Linked DNA regions of Homo sapiens: region 2 is linked to region 1. Evidence: chromatin loops called from intact Hi-C (ENCODE). Cell type or tissue: OCI-LY7. All regions are shown on one strand. Each heading gives the region's core, and the rest is flanking DNA. Links, peaks and the distances in the headings are about the cores only.

Region 1 (2,925 bases), core at 261-2,760:
AAGCAGAAATTCACCTGTTTCATAATTGTAATATGTAATTTTCTCCCCTTGGACCTAAGATATTTATACATTCAAAAGTTTACAACTTGCTGTTCTTGAGACATTGTTCATTCTTTAATACATACATTGAGTATAAATAAATAACTACAAGAAAGCTTCAACAATCTGAATTAACATTATGCTGTGCAAAACAAAAACAAAAACAAAAACAAAAAACAAAAAAAAAGTCAAACCTTGAACAACCTACATTCTATGTAAATACCCTGACTAAAATATTGGTTGTGCTACACAATTCCACTTTAGTGCAGAAATGCATTGATTTCACTGTACCGTTGTTGTTGGCTTTTTAAGTGTCTTTAGCACTTCTGTTTCTAAGCATTGCCTTGCTTTGAAAAGATGAATAATTTGCTACCAAATCACAAATCATCACAAATCCATTTTAGTTTGGTCTGAATAAAATCCAGCATAAATGTATTATTTTATTCTGGGTATAATGGCTCGGTGTCTTTGTCCCAACAGCTTTCTTCTTAAGGGCAAACCACCCTTAAGTGAAACTTGCCATTTGTTTTTGTTTTCTTTTTAAGTCTCCAGATCTTGCTAGGACACTTCTTCCAGACCAACAGTCAGATAGTTGTGGCACGTGATCCTATTTGAAATAGAGGTGGTTTAAATCAGCCAAGCTTGGTGATCTGGAGGTCTCCATTTATCTTTATGGTGTCAATTGCAGATAACGTTTGAATGCGATGGTAAAAATCAAAAAGTTGGTGTCCATCCACAAACACTCGGAAACGTGGGTGCTCACAAAGAATTTCCACCTGGAAGAAACAAAATAATAATCCACAATTTCAATGAACGCTACTGGGGAAAACAAACAATACTTCATTTTAGAGAAAGAAAGGCAGTATCTTCAGTGGTTCACAAACATCAGAATGCATTGAGACCTGCAGAGGGCTTGTTAGAACACAGATTGTTGGGCTCTACCTCCAAAATTTCTGATTCCTGTGTAGAATGTAAGTGTAAAAGCTTTTTCCTCAAGTAATTTACCATAAAGTTCAATTACTGGTAGTGTGCTATGATGGGTTTATTAAAAGCATTGGCATTCACCATGTAAGGAGGCTCCATATGTGATACTAGTCACATTTATTTTATATTACTAAATTTTATCACCAAGAAGGGCCTATTTCACTTCAGTTTTGCTGTTGGGAGCATTATATTCCTCCTGGCAGTCAGAAGCTGTGGTTACTCACATTCATGAGCTATGCATTAAGGTTCATCACTAAGAAACTATCCTAGCCAAGAGGAGCCCAAGGGGACATCACCATTCTAGAGAAGGGGATGAGGAGAGATAATGGGTCAAGGGTGCCTTCCAGAGACTATAACTAGAAGTGCAACTATCTCAATTCTACCACCAATGCAAAAATCATGGATTCTTATTTTCCCCAGAATGTAAGAAGAGAAGTGAAAGAATTACTTCTTCATGAGGCACTTGAAAATTTCTAGATGAAGGGTAACCAGTTAAGTGTAGTTGTGTTTTATTGGGCTCACATGTAACATGGAGCTTTTAACTGAGTTGTCATTATTGTGATGTAATGTTAAGGTGTAATGACAATTCATCACTAGGTCTGACCCCTTTTTAACACCATTACTACTTGCATTTCCCTTTATTTTTTTTTTTTTTGACAGAGCCTTGCTCTGTCACCCAGGCTGGAGTGCAGTGATGCACACATAGCTCACTGCAGCCTTGAATTCCTGGGCTCAAGCAATCCTCCCGTCTCAGCCTCCCAAGTAGCTAGGACTACAGGTGTGTGACACCATGGCAGGCTAATTTTTTTTTTTTTAAAGGCAGGGTTTTTGCTGTGTTTCCTAGGCTGGTCTTGAACTCCTTTGCTCAAGCAATCCTCTTGCCTCAGCCTCCCAAAGTGGTGGGATTATAGGCACAAGCCACTGTGCCACTACCTGCATCTCTTATTTGGCATTGCCTTTCATAGAGGAAGGGGCTGCTAATGCTGCTTGATTGGATGAAAAGTTTGGATTGTGCTTCCTGCCCAGAAGATAGTGGGGAGCAAATCTTTATTCATCCAGCCCCAAGGGAAGGAATTTGTCAGCCACACAGCCTGTAACCATGAAATAGACTGAGGCTAATTAATCCAGAGGGGGAAACAAGGACACGAACATGGCCTCATTAGCAAAGGGAACAAGAGAAAATGAAATGATCATCATCATATTCTTTAAAATGTCATACAAATAAAAGAGCTACTTATTAGCTCTCAACCTTATTAATATTAATATTTAATAAGTGGGTACTTAGTATTGATTAATCAATCAGATATTTGGGGGTAGGTATCTACTATATGTTGGGTACTACATAGAAAAGTTACTTATTCTTAACAATTTGGACATGTAAATATGGGTCTATTTAAATGTATGACCTGAATAGAACTAAGAAGATACTATGGCAAGTGTTAATTTATATCAGCAAACAGAGCTCTTTTGATCTTTTTTTTTCACCATTGGGTGACAAATTTCCTGGACATGCAGAAATTCTGGCTGCTTCAAGTGTTCTTGGCACACACTAGGTAAGTCGAACATTATCAGCCTGCCAGTGGCTGGAGCCGAGGCACTCGAGGTACTCACCCTGAATGGCTGGTCTGGAATGAATGGAAAGTAAGGGATTGCTGACTGTTCTTCACCCCTCTCCCCAGATATACAAGAATTTCTGAGTAGCTGCCGATCTGTGAACACAGCTTTGAGTTCGATTGCCACATCGGCAGGAGGGTCTTCTGAGTCCCCACAGGTCAAGCTGATTGCAAAGCTGAAAAGAAAATCATCCCACTGATTAAGGGTTGGATATAAAAACATTTCAAAATGACCCAAGTGCTTATATTTCTTCTTCCTCCTCTGGGTTTGTCCATTTTTAAGAGGCCA
Region 2 (2,925 bases), core at 208-2,707, 100 kb before region 1:
TAATCCCAGCTACTTGGGGAGGCCCAGGCAAAGAGAATCACTTGAACCTGGGAGGCAGAGGTGCAAGACTCCATCTCAAAAAGAGTACTTTGCTTTCCAAGAAGCACAATAAAGTTAAACATTCAAAAATGTGATGTAACATAGTCCAAATAACTTGGTAAGTAGAACAGTTACAAGAATATAACTAATGTAATACTCAGAAGAAGAGAAGTTAAAATAACCTACCACAAGAACAGTTTCTCTTATGACCAGACAGGTTTTTTTCAGGAAATAGATTTTCCCAAACAGATTGTGATCAGACACTAATTTTTTAAAGAAATCATTGCTATTTTGAACATAAAATTTGAGCACTTGGGATAAAAGGTGTATCAAAACTGTGAGAGTGGCAAAGGTTTCAAATTTGTTTTTCAAAAATTTTTTGGGGGTACATATATTATTTTCATCTGTTTTACAATACAATCATCCTCTCAACATCAGCCAAGGATAGTTTAACATATGCAAATAAATCAGTAGTAAAATTCAGTATCACATCAAAACTCTAGTTAAAGTAAAATATTAAACTTGGATTTCTTCTTATGAGTACAAAGGAACTTTGCTTATATTACTCTGCTTATGTGAACTCCTATTTCAATACAGAGTATATGCAGCCATAATGGGAAATCTACTGGTTTTGATTAGGTGGGGGCACAACACAAATCTTCAAACTCCCTGTAGCAGATTAATGCAGAAAAAGGTTGCATCAAACAGTGACATTTACTAACATATTACAGTACGTGTGGACTTGAATTAGATGTAAAATTCCAAAAAATAGATACTTTATTATTTAGAATTGGTGAAGTGACACTGGCTGAGCTCTAGTTTCCTTAGGCACGTAAGGCAGTATAAGTAAAGCAAACAATATCATTTTAACCCAGTTCAGGAAAGTGGGAGCCTAAATTCAGCAAAAGATCAAAAGATGTACTCTGAAACCTACTCAGAAGCTGCAAAAGCTTGCTATCATGTAACATAATTTTCATTTAATGCTCACATAGTGCCCACCATGTGGCAGACATTATTCTAAATGCTTTACAAAGTTTAGCTCATTTAAGTTTCAAAAGAACCATATGAGGGAGGTAATAATATCATCTCCATTTCCTGGATGAGAAAAGCAGAGCAGAAAGAGGTTAACTTCCCTGTGGTCACATGAATATTAAGTGGAGAGGCTGAGTTCCTACCCAGGAAGTATAGTTTCAGTGTAGGTGCTCTTAACCACTATATTATGTTGTCATCAAAGCAGTTCTAAGTTCAATTTCTAAAAATTGCAAGAGCTTTGAGGGCAGGGACTATGTCTTTTTCTTGAATTTCCAGTACCTGGGTTCCTGCACATAGTTGGTATTAATGTGCACCAGATTAAAAAAAAAAAAAAAAGCACTTCGCCTTCATTTAGGACTGCAGGGGGCATAATTGTTCTACTTATAAAAGTATATCTTACTGTAAGCCATCTAAATCATTTTTATACACAGGTTGGGCATATTTAAATAATTACAAGACATAAAATAGCCAAATCTTGTCTCCCATATACCATATTATGCTTGACGCTCTACATGTATTACTCCATGAATCTTCTAAAAGAAACTCCAGAAGTATTACTGTCTTCATATTACAGATGAAGAAACTATAGTTCAGGAAGATTCAGGTAAGTACCATAGCCTTACTGGTGGTATAGTACACAGCAGATATTTGATCCAAAGTCTGACTCCAAAGCCTACATTCTTTTCACTAAATCATGTTTTTCCCCACATTTTGTGGTCTTTCAAACATTTCTAGCCATAATTAGATAAGGGATTTACCTGTTAAATGGTGCGGTGATAACTATGCTTAAAGCAAATGATTTCATCTAACACTACAATTCATTGTTTTCAACAAAGTTAGTTGTTAATTCTTACTAAAGAGTCAGTGCTGCATTCTGAATATGAAGGTAACAAATAAATGCACACTTAGCATACTAAATATTTAGCTGATGTTACAATACTAAACGTCAAATCAAAATAATAGTTACAGCAATTACTTGATTTTTTTTTTCTTTTTAAGAGATGGTCTCACTCGCTCATTCAGGCTTCAGCGCAGTGGTGCCATCACAGCTCACTGCAGCCTTGAACTTCTGGGCTCGAGTGATCCTGTCACAACCTCCTGGGTAGCTAGGACCACAGGTGAACACCACCAGGCCTGGCTAATTTTTATTTTTTATTTTTTGTAGAGATGGCGTCTCACTATGTTGCCAAGGCTGGTCTTGAACTCCTCCTTTCAAGCAATCCTCCTGCCTTGGCCTCCCAAAGCACTAGGATTTCACATGTGGGCCACCACACCCAGCCCCAATTACTTGAATTTTAAATGCCATCATCTTCAAAGTATAAAGAGGAAAAACAGTCCTTGGTTTTCCCTTGAATATGGAATAAACTGATGACTGGCTAGCTGAATACCAGTTTATGTGACTCAGTCACACCTTTTCATTCACAGAAGTACCAACTTCTAAGCCTGGCAAACAGCACATCTGGCTATTAAACATTTTAAAAACTGGGGCTCTGATAAATGTAGGATTAAAAATCAAATGCTATTCAAGGCAGGTACCATACCCTCCTTTTTCATTTTCTCTATTAATGTCCAATGCTATGAAGCCAAGTAGAGGAGCTATGCTACTTACACAGAAGTATACTTGTGCTTAGACTAGTTCATACCTATCAAAAACCATTCTGAATGGAAACTAGCCCAAAGCAGGAGCTTTCGCTCTCAGAATAGCCTGACAGGTTGAGTATACTAACAAGAGCCAGAACTAGGGGGTACTCCCACACAAATTCTGATTTGCCTCCCTATTACTTTCTTTTTTTTCCTCCCCCAAGATGGAGTTTCGCTCTGTCACTCAGGATGGAGTGCAGTGGTACGATCTCG

What was found. Hi-C counts contacts between places; a loop is a spot of excess contacts. Peaks named below come from ENCODE experiments on the same cell type or tissue, not always from the same donor. Only the 100,000 strongest peaks of a DNase experiment are listed, where the experiment ranks them.
Region 2: it touches region 1 in a loop (3-fold over the local background); 3 of 110 quality-filtered maps call a loop at or near these places.

What each region holds. Positions count from the first base shown.
Region 1 is chr2:64,456,175-64,459,099 of GRCh38, reverse strand. LGALSL (galectin like) reads right to left here. Exons shown (of 5, transcript NM_014181.3): 4 at 2,635-2,812; 5 at 1-815. The coding sequence ends at 672. Among named protein-coding and RNA genes, the nearest start is that of LGALSL-DT, 2.8 kb to the right of the region's middle. In OCI-LY7, for the core only: CTCF peaks have their summits at 1,204 and 1,403; a DNase peak (open chromatin) is centred at 1,349.
Region 2 is chr2:64,560,821-64,563,745 of GRCh38, reverse strand. The region is part of intron 2 of AFTPH (aftiphilin); the gene reads right to left. LOC105374773 (a long non-coding RNA gene) reads left to right here. Exons shown (of 7, transcript XR_007086343.1): 5 at 1,503-2,925. Among named protein-coding and RNA genes, the nearest start is that of MIR4434, 37 kb to the right of the region's middle. In OCI-LY7, for the core only: CTCF peaks have their summits at 1,227 and 1,426; a DNase peak (open chromatin) is centred at 1,435; H3K4me3 peaks cover 380 bases; H3K27ac peaks cover 1,121 bases.